Linked DNA regions of Homo sapiens: all the other regions are linked to region 1. A link is a contact called in ENCODE Hi-C or POLR2A ChIA-PET data. All regions are on one chromosome and are shown on one strand. Each heading gives the region's core, a stretch centred on a gene start or an enhancer-like site at or near the end of the contact. The rest is flanking DNA. Distances are from core to core; before and after follow the strand shown.

Region 1 (4,955 bases), core at 1,301-3,800:
ATATTTGAAGGTTTTAGCCCTGGAAGGATTCCTAGGTGAGAAGGCAGCACCTATTTCATATTCTACTTTTGGTTGCCTCCTGGCTTTTGTTTTGTGACCTCAACCAGACTCCTTGTGTAGGTTACAATTTATTTGTGGATGTGAACCCGGGCTCCTTTTGTAGGTTATAGTTTATTTGTGGGTGTGAACCCCCTTCCTTTGCCTGGTTCAATTTCTTCAGTGGTTTAGGAAAGACACCCCTCCAAGCAGTGGCCTGTTTTAAATCCGTAGGCCTCTCTTCCTACCACTCACTTCTTGGCCCAACCCCCCTTCACATTCCTCTGCTTGGGAAGATATTGGGGCAAAAAAGGCCTCATACATTTTTTATTAAGAAACCATTTTCTCTCTAGGATGGGCACAAGGTGCAGGGCTATTTCCTTACATTAGAAGGTATTTTAAAACCTGGGCTGGAGACGCCATGCTGTAAATTTAAAATAAAAAAAAAATGTAAGCCGAACCTTCTTTTTAACCTTAAGAATAGTCTTCACTATTCTCCACCACCTTCCCACCGGCTGTGTAGAAATAACGACCACCAAATGAGAATAGGCTATTTACTCAGAGCTGGCAAGAGTCAGCCGCGACCCATCACTTGATTTAACAGACTCATAGGCAGGCAGGGGAGTGGAAAAGCTTTACATATACTGAAAAAAGGGAGAAACTTCAGGTTGGCTCTGATTGGAGGATGTTGGCATCGGGAAGTTGGAGGAGGGCTATACTAGAAGCAGGGCTTCTTACGCGATTGGTGTGAGGAGCACATTTGGCTTTCTCTGATTGGCCCAGAGCTGGAAGCAGGGGCAAGAAATAGGGAAGCTGCCGGTTAAAGATTAAGTCCTGACCCTTCTGGCCGATTACTGAAGAGGTTATGGGTAGGAGGTCATGGTTAGGTTTGGCCATTCTTTGTATATTCAGTCTCTCAATTGGGTGAGGATTAGATTTTGTTTCTCTTGACCTAGCTAGCTTTTAGCTCCAAAGTTTTGTTTAACTTGGAAGAAGACAGCAGTTCTATTATTTCTGTCAAGGATAAACACAGACATTGGGATCTGAAAAGTATTATGGGAACATACATAAATATCTTCATAGTGAGGGTCAGGCCGGAGAGTCACCCTTTGCCTTAAGCTTCTCCATTTCCTTACTGAATTCCTATTTCTATTATAACTGACGCTTCACTAGCTTCCCTCCCTTTAGTGGAGGGCCCGGCCTCCTCCGCCCCTACTTTCTTCAGTCTTGCCCTTCGAGGGCAGGAGAAGACGGTTGCGCCCTACTAACTCTTCACCTTACAGTCCAGCTTCTCCCCCCACCACCCCGGTGCGCTCTCTCGGTTTGCTACCCTCTCCACCAGGCCTCCCCACTCCACCTGCGCAACGCCCCCAGCTCCGTGCTCTCCGGAGTAATCCCCCCTCAGTCGCACTCTCACAGCCCGGCCCCTGCCCCCGCCTCACCCCCAGTTGTGCCTTCACCTCCCGGTTCCTCCTAGACAGGTCCCCCAAGATACGCCCTCACAGTCCGGTCCCCCGCCGTCCTCTCCCGGCGCACGCTCAAGTCCGGTGCCTTCCCCCCGCAGACCCCCGAGGCGCACCCTCAAGCTCGGTGCCTCTGCGCCCCCCGCAGGGGCGCCCTCAAGCCTGGTACCCTTCACATGAGAGCCCCCCGGGCGCACCCTCAAGCTCGGTGTACCCCCCCATACCACCCGCAGGCGCGCCCTCATGCCCGAAGACTTCCCCCGCCCAGGTGCACCCTCAAGCCCGGTGCCTTCCCCCACAACCAGCGCCCCCAGGCGCACCCTCAAGCCCGGAGCCTACCCGCCGCCAGGCGCGCCCTACAGGCTCGCCCCGTCCCACCGCGCAGCGCCCCCCGCGCACTCTCTGGAGTCCTCCCTCCTGCCTGGTGCGGCCTCCGGGCCCGGTCGGCCCCCCTTCCTGCCCCCACACTCAGACGCGCGCCCGGCGTCTCCGGGTCGCTAGTTCCGCGCCTTCCTGCATGGAGGCGCGCCCCGAGAGGCTCGGACGCGGCCCCTTAGGCCCGGCATCAGCCTCCCCGGCCAGCTGGAGAAGTCAGGTCAGCTTCCTGTCCCCGAGCAGCTGCCCGGGGGCCAGTTTTCAAAACATATCCTTAGTCATGTAATAAAGAGATGTTCCTCTGGTCTCAACTCCCGATTTTTACTTTGGAGGGGCGAAGGCAGGCCTACCCTTGCCAGCCACCATTTCTCAATCACGTCGCGGCTGTGGAAAAGCAGCCGTCCTGTCCCTTCAGAAAGGAACTCGTATTTCCCCCTCGAACTTTTCTCGTCGGTGTGAGAGAAGGGCCCTCCATTTTCTCCTCAGGAAGCTTTCGCGGCCCGACTTCCTCTCACCACCAGGCCAGGAAGGCAGTGACGCCGCGGCGAATATAGCCGCGGCGGCCGAGGTTTCGCCATCTTGAGTGGAGGAGGAGCCGCGGTCGCCGCCATGCGGAGAGGCAGGGAAAGAGGGAGGAGGCGGCGGGCGGGCGAACGGGCGAGCGAGGGAGGGGGCAGAGGAGCCGAGTTAGCTCAGCCAGGCGGCGACTTCGGCGGCGCCACGAGAGCGGGCAGCGGAGGAGGTAGGGCTGGACAGCCGGGGGAGCCGGCGGCTCGGGCGGCTGGCCTGCGCGCCCCTCGGAGCGGGGCGGGGGCGGGGGCGAGAGGAGGCCGTAGCGAGAGGGCTGGGTGGGGGCGGGCGGAGGTTTCCGAGGAGGAAGGAGCGTCCGCCATTTTGGGAGCTTCGAGTCAACAATAAAGGACCGAGGGTGCCGAGCGGGAGTGGCCTCGTTGGTAGGACACGGGCCCGAGTCGCGAGGCTTGGGGTGAGGTGGTGGGGTCGAGGTCAGCGGTGCTTTGGGGGCTGTGGGGAGCCCCCCGGGCCGGCTCTGGGGGACTCTCGGGCGGAGGCCTAAGGCCTGGCCGGGCCTGGGGAGGAAGGCGGTCGGCAGCTGTGTGGGGTGGGAGCGCCTGAGAGGAGGCGAATATAGGAATGTGGTGCGCAGCAGGGTCGGCAGGAGGAACAGGCTAAGTACTCGGAGTAGCTTTATCGAAGATGAGGGAATATGAGGCCGAAGGGGGCGGCAAGGACTTAGGGGGATGATGGTGGAGGTTATAGGGTACGAGGCGGCCCTATAGGGGGCGGCAGGGACATGCTGTATTGGAGGGCTCGGTTTAGAAGCAAACCGGCCGCTGCTTGATTGCAGTAGGCCTTGCGGGTCAATAACAAGAGGGTATTTATGGAGCCCCCGACTCTTGGAGGAAAGGAGGGGGATTTCTGGTTTAGGGGGTCCATTTGGGGCCTCCTTGGGGGAGTCCCTATTGTTTGCTACTAATGGAGCGGTTGCTGGCTCATATTGCGCAGATAAGATTGCAGAGCCCCAACCTTTTGTGTTTATGGTCAGAAGTGTGTGTGTTTGGGGCGTGGGGCGGGGTGCGGGGGGACAAGAAATTTCCTTTCAGTTACGGGGTTCCAGTCATTAGTCAATGACTCTTTCCCGTATCTCTCTCCTTTCTCTTCCTCAGCCCCCATTTCCCTTCAGAATAAAACCCAGTCACTCCAACTTGCAGGCAAAGCTAGAAAAACTGCGCTGCATTTGCAAACAAAAGCTCTTGTTGGCGATGACGATACTGTTTTGGGTGTGAAACTGTCAATTGCTAACTACGATCTGTGAAGTGCTGTAATTAACTCCGCTAGGGGCTCCTCCCAACTAGTCTACGTTTCTTGTTGTTTGTTTTTTGTTTTTTTGTTTTTTGTTTTTGAAAATGTAGAAAACTTGCAAATCTAAATTGGGAAGGGGTAGGAGGAATATTTCCTTCTCTGAGAAAAAGCTGCAGTGCAGGTTTCAGTTTAAGAAGGGAGCAGTTATCACATAGTCTCATTTTGGATTTAAGGATATAGGAGGTCTTACTGTGCATGATGGACAGTAATGATGATATCGTTCGGTCTTTAGAGGTTGCCCTTTTCATCCTCTTAGTGCTCTGCAAACAGCTAAGTCTCTGTGAACTGCGTGATATCGCTGATCATAATATAAAACCGTCAATACAGGAAAGTAGCTGTTAACCATATCTGCTTAAGAGGTCAGAGTCTGAAGTAAACAGCTTTGTGTATGTGATAATCAGGATTTGCTTGTGAGCAACTTGTTCATTTTTTTTTTAAGGAAGGCATAATCAAGGAGCATTTTCTTCATAAATGTTGAGATCTGTTGACTTTAAAATTTTGAGTTTCACATGCCTTGGTGTATGGCAGAAAGAATCAGCACTCGTAAGCTAGTGTATTTTATATAAGAAATGTAACGGGGTTGCTGGGAGCGGTGGCTCACACCTGTAATCCCAGCACTTTGGGAGGCCAAGACAGGCGGATCAGCTGAGGTCAGGAGTTCGATACTAGCCTGGCCAACATGGCAAAACCCCGTCTCTACTAAAAATAGAAAAAATTTAGCTGCGCGTGGTGGCAGGCGCCTGTAATCCCAGCTACTCGGGAGGCTGAGACAGGGGAATCGCTTGAACCCAGGAGGCGGCGGTTGCAGTGAGCCAAGATTGTGCCACTGCACTCCAACCTGGGCGGCAGAGCGAGACTCCGCCTCAAAAAAAAAAAAAAAAAAAAAGTGTAACGGGGTTAAATCAAAAGCCAACAGAGTAGGGCTTTGTTTTCGTGTCTTTGTATGTTTTTATTAACTCCAATTAAAAGTAAGATTTCAGCCGGGCACGGTGGCTCTCGCCTGTAATCCTAGCACTTTAGGAGGCTAAGGCGGGCAGATCATTTGAGGTTAGGAGTCCAAGACCAGCCTGGCCAACTTGATAACACCCCGTGTCTACTGAAAAATACAGAAATTAGCCAGACCTGTAATCCCACCAAGCTACTTGGGAGGCTAAGGCATGAGGATCGCTTGAACCTGCGTGGTGGAGGTTGCAGTGAGCT
Region 2 (4,395 bases), core at 1,528-4,027, 260 kb after region 1:
CTTTGGTTTTCTTCTCTTTTCTGCAGACCAGGCAGGCCACCAAGGTGCTGAACCCCACGAGGGTGCCCAGTGCAAGCCCAGCAGCCACAACAATGCCCAGCAGTGGCACTTCCACCCGGGTAGCCAGAAGCCCTGGAGGATGTCCTCTGTGTCAGGTCCCAAGTGGGTAGTGCCCCAGCCCCAACATGCCATAGGTACTACTCTGCCCTCCTTGCCCAGGGTGGCTGGGGACAGTTCATCCACAAGACCCAACCACAGGGCAACAAGTATTCCCATTTCTGTATGGGGACGGGACCCCTGAGCCCACCTGAAGCTTTGCAGGGCCGCTTGCTGGCCATGCTCACCTGGGGCTGGAAGCGACGCACTGGTGACACCCACGTCATTGGTGGCCACCACCGAGAGGTTGTGTGCCAGGCTGCGGAGCTGCAGCTGCACCGTGTGGTTGGTGAGCCAGGGGTAGTTCTGCGCATCCAGCACCAGGAAGTCAGAGGTGTTGACAGTCACTGGCCCATCCTGGTCGATCCAGGTGACATTGGCCGGCGGGTTGGCACGCACCAGGGCAAACAGGACAACCAGGAGGCCTGGGCCCTGAGCTTCCTGGTACTTGGCGCCGACTTGGGCAATCTCTGGCTTGACTGGTACAAAGCAGAGGCCAATATGCTCTCACCACAGCCCCTCATACTTCTAGCCCTTTCTTCCCAAACCCAGATGGGAGCCAGGGGCCTGGGCCTCTCCTCAGAGGGGATGCTGAGGAACAGGATGGCTGGGTCTGCCAGAGAGGCAGCATTTCGGAGTGATTATGAGTGTAAATACTAGAGCCAAATGCCCAGATGTGAATCCTGGCTCTGCTTCTTACCAGCGGGATCATCACCCTGGGCAGATTGCTTACCTCTTTCTGCCTCAGTTTTCTTATTTGTAAAATGGTGACGACAATAGTAATGACCTCATGGGGTTACTCAGAGGATCAAATGAGTTCATATTTGCAAAGTGCTTAAGTGTCTGCTAAATGTCCTGCGGACCACCTGCCTGGTGGGTGCTGGGGGTCCCTGGGCAAAGAACCTATCTCCCTGCCCACCTCAGGGCCACTCACATTGCACATTAAGGATGACAGAGGCGTTGGCTGATCGGCCACTTCTGGGGTCCTGCAGAGAGCAGTTGAGCTCATGCTGGGCCCGATGGGCAGTGACAGTGAAGGTGCTGGTGCCTCCAGAGAAGGCCTCCCCTCCCACGCTCAGCAGTCTTGAGGTGCTGGCCTCCTGCAGCTGTCCATCCAGATACCAGGCCAATCTGGGGGTGCCAGGCCCCCCTGCCACCCGGCAGGTGAAGGCGTGGCGTTCATTCTCCCGAAGTGCCCGCTCAGCCCAGGTCTGACCATCTATTTGTGGCTCCAACTCCCCCCAACCTGGAACACAGCAGGAGGCCTCTGGGAAGGGCTCAGGCACGGTTGGTACTGTGCTGTGACCAGGAATTGGCCCAGTGAGAAGAGCAGCAGGCCAAAGGAAAGGGCACCTGAGTCCTCTCACCAGGGACTGGCTGGTTGGACCTAGGGTAGGTGGGTGAAGGGGACAGGGACTCCAGGGCTTGGGGCCTGGAGTGGGTACCCAAACAGAAGTGCAGACAGGGGAGAGAGGGGGCTTTGGAACCCAGAAGGACTTGGTCAACGACTGAACAGGGGTGTACCTGAGCTCAGAAGGGCTGGCAGGAGCAGCAGTGTGTGCCGGAGGGCGGCTGGGCCTGGAGGCAGCGCCATGGTGGCCCGGGCCTAGGCCCTAGGCTGCTGAGAGAAGGGGGCGGGCCTGTCAGCCAGGTGACAGCAGGCAGGCCTAGCAATTGCTCCAGGAATTTACTCTCCAGAAACAAAAAGAACCATGTACGGAAACGCAAATGTAGACCAGCCCCCAGTGGCGAAGGCACGGACACGAACGGCAAAGCCCAAAGGCACAGACCCACCCAGCAGACACATGGACATCCTGCAGGCGCAGAAGCGAGCACTGACTCCAGGCTACAATACAAAGAGGCACACACCCGCAGATACGCAGAAGCAACGAGCATCCGTGCAACCACACCTTGCACACACGCACACTCACACACATACTCCACGCGCCCCTCCCCCAAAGGGATCGCCTTTCTCCTAATCCTATTCTCTCTCCTGCCCTGTTCCCATCCTCTCTCCTGCCCTGTTCTCTCTCCCATCCCTCGCCCTACGCCCCCTTTCCTGATGTTGGTGGCTCCGGTGGATGTCGGCGGAAGAGGAGAGGGTCGGAGGGTGGGGTCGCCGAGCATCCCGCCCCCGCCCCCCGCCACCGGGGCGGCTCACCTGGCTCCCTCCCCGAGCGCCGCCGGAGCAACTGCTCAGGTCTGATGAGCACCGCAGTCCGCTGCAGGGGCGGGGGCTGCGCCAGGCGGGGCCAATCGATGCCCGACCACGGGCCCGAGGGGCCCTTACCCGGCAGGTGGGCGGCCGCGGCTCACCACCCCCCGGCTGGTCCCCAGCCCGCGCCGAGTACCCCCGAGTGCCCTTCTCTCCGGGCGCGGGCAGGACGCAGGAGCAGGCGGAGTCGGTGAGGCCCGACGGCTTTATTGGTTCAGGGCCCAGTCCCGTCCCCTCGCCCGCGGACGCCCGGGTCCGCGGCGCTCAGCGGCTGTCACGGGGGCGGCGCAGCTGCCCCATCATGTCGGCCAGCATGCGGTTGCACAGCGCGGCGTAGGGGTTGAGCAGCACCAGCTGGCGCCGCGCGAAGGGGCTGCCCAGCCGTGCCGCCCTCTCGAAGTCCCTGCGGGCGTCGTCGTCTCGGCCCTGCAGCCGCGCCAGGAGTCCGCGCTGCACAAAGCTCTGGCGGGCGGCGCGGCCCCGGCCGCCGCTCAGCTCCACCGCGCGTTCCAGATCCTCCAGGGCGCCTGCGGGACCGACGAGACGGGCGGGGCGGGGGTCAGCGGAGGCCAGGGCGGCCTTGCCCGAGCCCCAGCCCACCTGCGGCCGCGCGGATCACCGTGGTTCTTGCGGCTCCCGGGCGTGGCCATTTACAACCCGCCTCGCACCTGCTAGAGGTACGGATCGTTATTCCCATTACACAGATGAAGACTGTGGAAGAGTTAAGCTCTACAGCCAAGCCACTTAGTGGCAGAGCTGGGACTGAAGTCCAGGTCTCGCCTTGTTCCTATTATTTTCCACCGCTAATACACGAAAACATGAACGTTGCAGGATTCTGAATGGCCACTATGTTTATGAGTCTGGCCCACTGCCCGGGCAAGTAGCAGCCAATTTATTCCACACCTGTTATTAAGCATCCACTATGTGCCAGGTGACTGACTCTGAATGTCAGGGTTCAAAAAATAATATTAACCGCACAATCATTTCTTACAAGTACAATCAAGACAGTTTCTCATTGTTTTCCTTTTGAGGGCCGTTTTCTCTTTTCCATTGCTTTCTTTAGAACACCTTCTCTCTCCCCTGTATCCTGGACTGATTGCCTTTCATCATTCTTTGGTTATCTCCATGTATCTAATTTCCTTGGTCCTGGAGCCAGAGCTGGCCTGCACCATTTTTATTGTTATTATTCTCATAAAATACTTGGGTTGGGCCTCAGAACTCTGAACTCAGAACTTCAGGCAGCCAGCCACCTTCTTAAAGTCCACCAGGCTGGCTTCTTTCGGGCTCTGCTTCAATTCACTCATGTTCTCTAGTCCCCCAAAGAGCCTGAGCCTCCGGAGAAGCGCTCAGAATGCAGTACTCCTTGGTTTCCCTCGGAGGAGCTGGTCTGGAGGAATCTCCAGTTGGAATCACCACTGCATCTCTCTGGGGTTTTGGTCTGCAGGCTGTCTCCAGTGATCTGGGGCAGATAAGCCTGGATAAGGGGCTCCTGGGAGGTTCCCATTGTTCCTGGAGTGGACTCAAAACTCCCTAGCCTGGCATTGCTGGTTCTGGGAGCACCTGTGTCACCACTGCTCCTAACAGTCAAGTAGTACTAGGTTTCCGTGGTTTATACCTTCACATTAGCCTCATCTTTGGTCCCCAGCATGGTCCCATTGTCTTCACTTAATTAGAATAACCTGAATGCAGCAGGAGTTTTGGACCTCTACAGACTGTACCTTCTCCACCCACCAACTAACTCCCACTCATCCTTCAAAACTCGCCCTTCAGGAACAGGTCCCACGCTGACCCCTCTCGAACTTGTTTTGCTGGTCTCAGAATTATGTGTCTGCCCTGCCTCCTGGACTGGGAGCTTTTCGAGGAGCAGTATCATGTGGGGATTAAGAGCACACACTCGAGCCCTACCACCTGGTTGACATCCCAGCTCTGCTGCTGCCTGACTGTATGATAGTGGGCAAGTTACTTAGCCTCTTCATGCTTCAGTTTCTTCATCTATAAACTGGGGATAACAATAGTACATACTT
Region 3 (5,130 bases), core at 2,559-5,058, 490 kb after region 1:
GTTTTAGTTCTCAGGGTTTGTTACTGTGATTGTACTCTATGAGCATTTCATTCCATATTTGAAAACTTTTGCTAGATAGAGTGGAAATCTTCTTACCCATTTCTTCATTACCTGAAAAGGAAACAGTAAGAAGCCATTAGTAATGTTTCTATCGGCAATGAAGATCAGACCCTGCTCCCGTGGGTTGGGACTCTTCCCTCAACTCTTAGGAAACAATGGATCTTCCAATTCCCTCAGCTGCATAGAAAAAGCTGTTATGGGCCTTACATCTTATCTGATGACTATTTACAAAAATGGCTCCTAAGGACACTACAAATTAGGCAGCATGGCGGAATCTAGGCTGGCATAATGGTTGTCTTTATTTTATTTTTGAGACAGTCTCGATGTGTCACCCAGGCTAGAGTGCAGTGGTGTGATCTCGGCTCACTACAACCTCTGCCTCCCAGGTTCAAGCGATTCTCCTGCCTCAGCTTCTCGAGTAGCTAGGACTACAGGCGTACACCACCATGTCTGGCTGATTTTGGTATTTTTAGTAGAGACGGGGTTTCGCCATGTTGGCCAGGCTGGTCTCGAACTCCTGGCCTCAAGTGATCTGCCCACCTCGGCCTCCCAAAGTGCTGGGATTACAGGTGTGAGCCATGGTGTCCAGCCATGGTTGCCATTAAATACAACATTGGTTCACTCAGTTTGGAAGAGCTGATTGAATAGAGGGGCTTCCAATGTTGGAACACTCCTGACTCTACCGCTGTGGTTGAGAGAGTAAGTTCAGGCCGGGCACACTCATATGCATGTGCACTTGCATAAATACACATGTACACACATATATTCAGAGTATTCAGACATGTGATTCTGAACACACATCCAAATGTTGCCCCAGCAGCTTATCCAGAGTAACCCTGTGCATGCATTCTGGCTACGTCTCCTCTGCAGAATCTCACATCAAATATGAAATGCAAACAAATGAAAACTGTTAGTGCTTTCAACTTCATTTAAGTCTCAATTTTTCTTTTGTATGGTTAAGACTCATTATTTCCTGCCTCTGTTGCTTCCCTCTTCTGGGCTAGAAATATCTCCAGACTTGTGAGGAAAGTCAAAGGGGTAGATGGCAGAAACTCCTTTTCCTGACCTCTGTGGAAGTTCTGTGGGAGGCCTAAGAGAAAGCTCCATTCATAACTACAAAGAATGATGGGGTGATTTCATAAAAAAGAAAGAAAGAAAGCATATCTCACCATCTTGCCCCCAAACGCCAACTAGAAAATAAATAAGAAAAAAAAAGTGTTAGTAAATGTTGTGGGTACCTGCATTCCTAAACAGAAAAAGGGCTGTGTTGCAGTATGACCACTGATGACATCTGATGTCCTTCCCTCTTGCTGCTGGGTCACAGCCATTTCTACACCCTAGAACAGTGGAACTTACTGCTGGTATTGACCAGGGGTTCCCAGGAAATTTGGGGGGAAATAGAGGAAGGAAGCATCTAGCATTAACTATGAGCCCACAATTTTTGACAAGCAGGAGTCAGAAAAAGTTAGGACCATTTTTTGGACGACTAGAGACATAGCAAAAGAATTTTGCCCCCAAGCCTCCATTTTGAACATTGGTGTCTGTGGAAGAAAAACACGCTCTTGGTTGGGTACAAACACTGGGATTCTTGTTCCATCTCTGGCTCTGCTTTTCTGGTGGTTCAGTTTTTCCATTTGTTTTCTGCTTGAGACAGAGATGGAAATATTTGAAACCCTGATTACTCATCAACTAGGGCCTGTGCATTGAAGAGCCTGACCACATTTCCACCGGGCCCTCCAGGATGCCCTCACTCAGCAATACCCTGGATTCATTACAATGATCAGTTTCCCTGGCATTGCCTGAAAGCTTTCTGCACACCTAGGCCTTTCTTTTACTGAAACCTCTACACAGGGGGAGACAGGATCCCCACTTTCCTATCCCCAGAGCAGACTGGGCACATTCCTATGATGCCAGATGTCTAGAGGTGATTGGGTCTTTGATACTGTCTCTTTTATTTATTTATTTATTTATTTATTTATTTATTTATTTATCTATTTTGAGACACTCCAGGCTGGAGTGCAGTGGCTTGATCATGGCTTACTGCAGCCTCGACCTCCTGGGCTCAAGTGATCCTTCCACCTCAGCCTCCCAAGTAGCTGGAACTATAGGTGTGTGCCACCTTGCCTGGCTAATTTTTAATTTTTTGTAGAAATGGGGTTTCACTACTTTGCCCAGGCTGGTCTTGAACTCCTGAGCTCAAGTGATCTTCCCACTTTGGTCCCCCAAAATGCTGGGCTTACAGGCGTAAGCCACTGCACCTGGCCCTTCTCCTCCTCCTCCTTCTTCTTTTTTTTAAGGAAAAGCATACTTTATAACACAGGTCTCTAAGAAAATGCCTGGCCACTCCTTACAGGAGTCACATCCTGCCCCTCGCTACTCAATATGTTCCTAGGACCAGCAGCAGATTAATAAACTTGAGAGCGTACTAGACATGCGGAATCTCCATTTCCAGTCTGGGTCTTTTGAAACAGAAGCTGCATTTTTAACAAGATCCCCAGGTGATTTGTGTGCACATTCAAGACGTGAGAAACCCAAGATGAAGCAGGAAGTGGAGACATCGTTGCTGTGGGTCTGAGACGGGAGCACCAGCTGTGATAGTGTTTTCTAGGTCTTTGAAATAAAACCATCACGAGCCATTTTGCCTCATGTGGTGCAGCCATTTAGAGTACAAACAGTCCTGGTCTCACAGATTGGCTTCGGCACTTACTATGTGGTTTAAAACAAGTTATTTAACTTTTTTGAGTATCAATTTCTTAATCTGTGAAGTAGAGAGGACTTATCAGTTTATATAGTCAAAATTAAAAAGAATTTTAAAAAGAGGATATAACACCTTCCTTCCTAGGCAGAAGTAGGATTAAACCAGTTAACACGTCTAAATAATTTTTTCTTTACACAGTATCTGACAATAAATGGCAACTTTTTTTGGTATTATTTATCTCATATGAGATACAGAAATGCTCTTGGTTATTTATCAATTCATAATCCATCTTGCTTCAAAAAAATGAAATAAACTGAAAGTTGTTGGTCACTTGAAAAGGACTAAAAATTACGAGGCGTTTTATGGTCTCAAAGATAGTGAATTGCTATATATGCCCTGTGCAGAGTTTGGACGCAAGTATCTGGTCTCTTCAAAACAAGGAGTGGAGCTTCGCTCTTCCAGTCTCTTTTGGGTTAGTTCTGGAGGGCTGGGTAAGTTGGAATGAGCTCGTACTTAGAGGTAGCGAGACCTCTCTGCTCACAATAGCTATGATCACCCCAACTGCTCTTCTTTGCCTGCTCCCCGAACGCTCTCCCAGGCACCCGTGGCCTATCTTTTTCTTTAGTCCCCAGCTCTAATCCCTCACCCTAACATAGCACAAACAGTTCCTTACATCTGGTAAATGAGGCTCCTTGGTGCCACTAGGCAGTGCCAGGTAAGGCTGTAAGCCTTCCAGCGGTCTGGAGACACACCACCCTTTCCACTCCATCCTACTCACCTGATAAGAGGCAGAGGCCCAGAACTCTCCAGTGAGTGCCCGACTGCATCTTTGTTTCATGGGACTGTTACTTTACTAAGATGGCGGAGGCCAGCAGACTTACTACTTCTGGAAAAAAAGCAAAACAGATGACTTTTTCAAAACATCTGCTAGAGATAAGGACCCTGGGGCCATTGTTCCCAATGCTAGGATGAAAAAGGAGGGCTTTATAAGAGAGAGACTCACCATTTTCTGAAGCAGGCACCTGAGGCTGGGAGGGGAGGAGGGTTTCTGAACCCCACACAGGAAGTAGAGAGGCCTCTGGGCCTGCGGGTTTTACCTCACTTGGAAACGTTCAAGGCAGAGGCCTCCACCTGGACTGGTTGAAGAAAGCTGGGTCCCACAGCCTTCCTAGAAGGCCAAACAAGAGGACTCTGACAATACCTGGAGGGGCCATGAAAAATACATGACATTTAGCTGTCCAGACCATGTAGTAGGTTGGCACAAAAGTAACTGCAGTTTTTGCCATTAAAAGTAATTGTAATACAATATGCCTCCACATTGCGGGGTCTTCCTTCCTCTATAAGCTCTGACAGGAAGAGGGAGATGCACTGAACATTTGCTTTCTGTGTGGTGGATCTGGCATGGAGCAGCAGGGTGCAGCCATCTTATTAACAAAACTTGTTGGCTTGAAAATACATGTTGACTTAAATCCATAAGAATTAAATCCAAAGAAAAAATGCCACTTTTTACCTATATTCTTTACAAAAATATTTAAAAACACAAGACTCAATGTTGAACAGGGTAAAGAGTGATAGTGTCAAAGTCTGCTGGTATGAGTGTGAATTGATGTAACCTTTCTTTATGTTTAAGCATGCATTAATCAAATGCTTACTATATCCAAGCACCGTTCTAAGAGCTTTTCTGATATATCTTATTTAATCCTCAAAACGACCCTCTAAGGTAAGTATTATTTTTATTTTTATTTCCATTTTATACTTGAGCAAACTAAGGCTCAGGCAGGTTATCTAAGTTGCAGATTACAGAGCTGGGACTCTAGAAAACATTTTGATGAAATTCACTTATTTAATACATATTTTCTGTCTACTGTACTGTAGTTATATGCTGGGTGCTAGTAATACAGGAGAAACAAGATAAATAGTCCTCTTGGATAAAAAAGGAAATGTGGAGATTAAACAGATAACCTCATAACCAATAACCATGCCCCGCATGATGGTGTACACCTGTATTCCCAGCTACTCAGGAGGCTGAGGCAGGAGGACTGACTGAGCCCAGGGGTTCGAGACTGCAGTGAGTGTGATTGTGCCTGTGAATAGCCACTGCGCTCCAGCCTAGGCAACATAGTGAGATCCCATCTCTAAAAAACCCCCCAGATAACTTCAGGAGATTGATGCTAAGAAAAAAGACGTTCAGGTGCTGTGGGAGTGATAGAAGGGATCTAAGATAGTCTGGGGTGGGATGGGGAAGAGAAGGTCCCCCTGAGCAGGTGACATCTAAGCTGAAATTTGATGGAGGAACAGCAATGAACCAGGTGGAGTGGAAAGCATTCCAGATAGAGGCAGCAGCATGTTTGAAGTCCAGAGATGAGGAAGAG

Evidence for each region. Hi-C counts contacts between places; a loop is a spot of excess contacts on that map. ChIA-PET counts read pairs that join two places held with the same protein, here RNA polymerase II (POLR2A). Pooled maps may share reads with other maps.
Region 2: a loop to region 1 is called in a pooled map, with 5 times the contacts of the local background. The contact joins the promoter of TTC36-AS1 here to the promoter of DDX6 in region 1. A Hi-C loop is called at or near these places in 5 of 50 pooled maps. POLR2A ChIA-PET finds 5 or more read pairs at or near these places in 3 of 52 experiments (A673, HEK293 and activated CD4-positive, alpha-beta T cell).
Region 3: a loop to region 1 is called in a pooled map, with 4 times the contacts of the local background. The contact joins the promoter of CD3E here to the promoter of DDX6 in region 1. A Hi-C loop is called at or near these places in 4 of 50 pooled maps. POLR2A ChIA-PET finds 5 or more read pairs at or near these places in 2 of 52 experiments (IMR-90 and activated T-cell).

Annotation. Positions count from the first base shown.
Region 1 is chr11:118,788,759-118,793,713 of GRCh38, reverse strand. DDX6 (DEAD-box helicase 6) reads left to right here and starts at 2,550. Exons shown (of 14, transcript NM_004397.6): 1 at 2,550-2,616. RefSeq lists enhancers at 665-774, 1,163-1,718, 2,335-2,444, 3,755-3,934, 3,393-3,950 and silencers at 1,775-2,064, 2,515-2,844, 3,475-3,554.
Region 2 is chr11:118,529,157-118,533,551 of GRCh38, reverse strand. It overlaps TTC36-AS1 (TTC36 and KMT2A antisense RNA 1), which reads left to right and starts at 2,777. Exons shown (of 3, transcript NR_120574.1): 1 at 2,777-3,048. It overlaps TTC36 (tetratricopeptide repeat domain 36), which reads right to left. Exons shown (of 3, transcript NM_001080441.4): 3 at 2,559-2,898. The coding sequence ends at 2,636. It overlaps TMEM25 (transmembrane protein 25), which reads right to left and starts at 2,360. Exons shown (of 9, transcript NM_032780.4): 1 at 2,318-2,360; 2 at 1,681-1,777; 3 at 1,091-1,402; 4 at 345-635; 5 at 1-132. The coding sequence starts at 1,750. RefSeq lists silencers at 2,113-2,212, 2,243-2,682, 2,803-3,082, 3,604-3,898.
Region 3 is chr11:118,303,408-118,308,537 of GRCh38, reverse strand. It overlaps CD3E (CD3 epsilon subunit of T-cell receptor complex), which reads right to left and starts at 3,808. Exons shown (of 9, transcript NM_000733.4): 1 at 3,762-3,808; 2 at 3,537-3,644; 3 at 1,230-1,250; 4 at 97-111. The coding sequence starts at 3,585.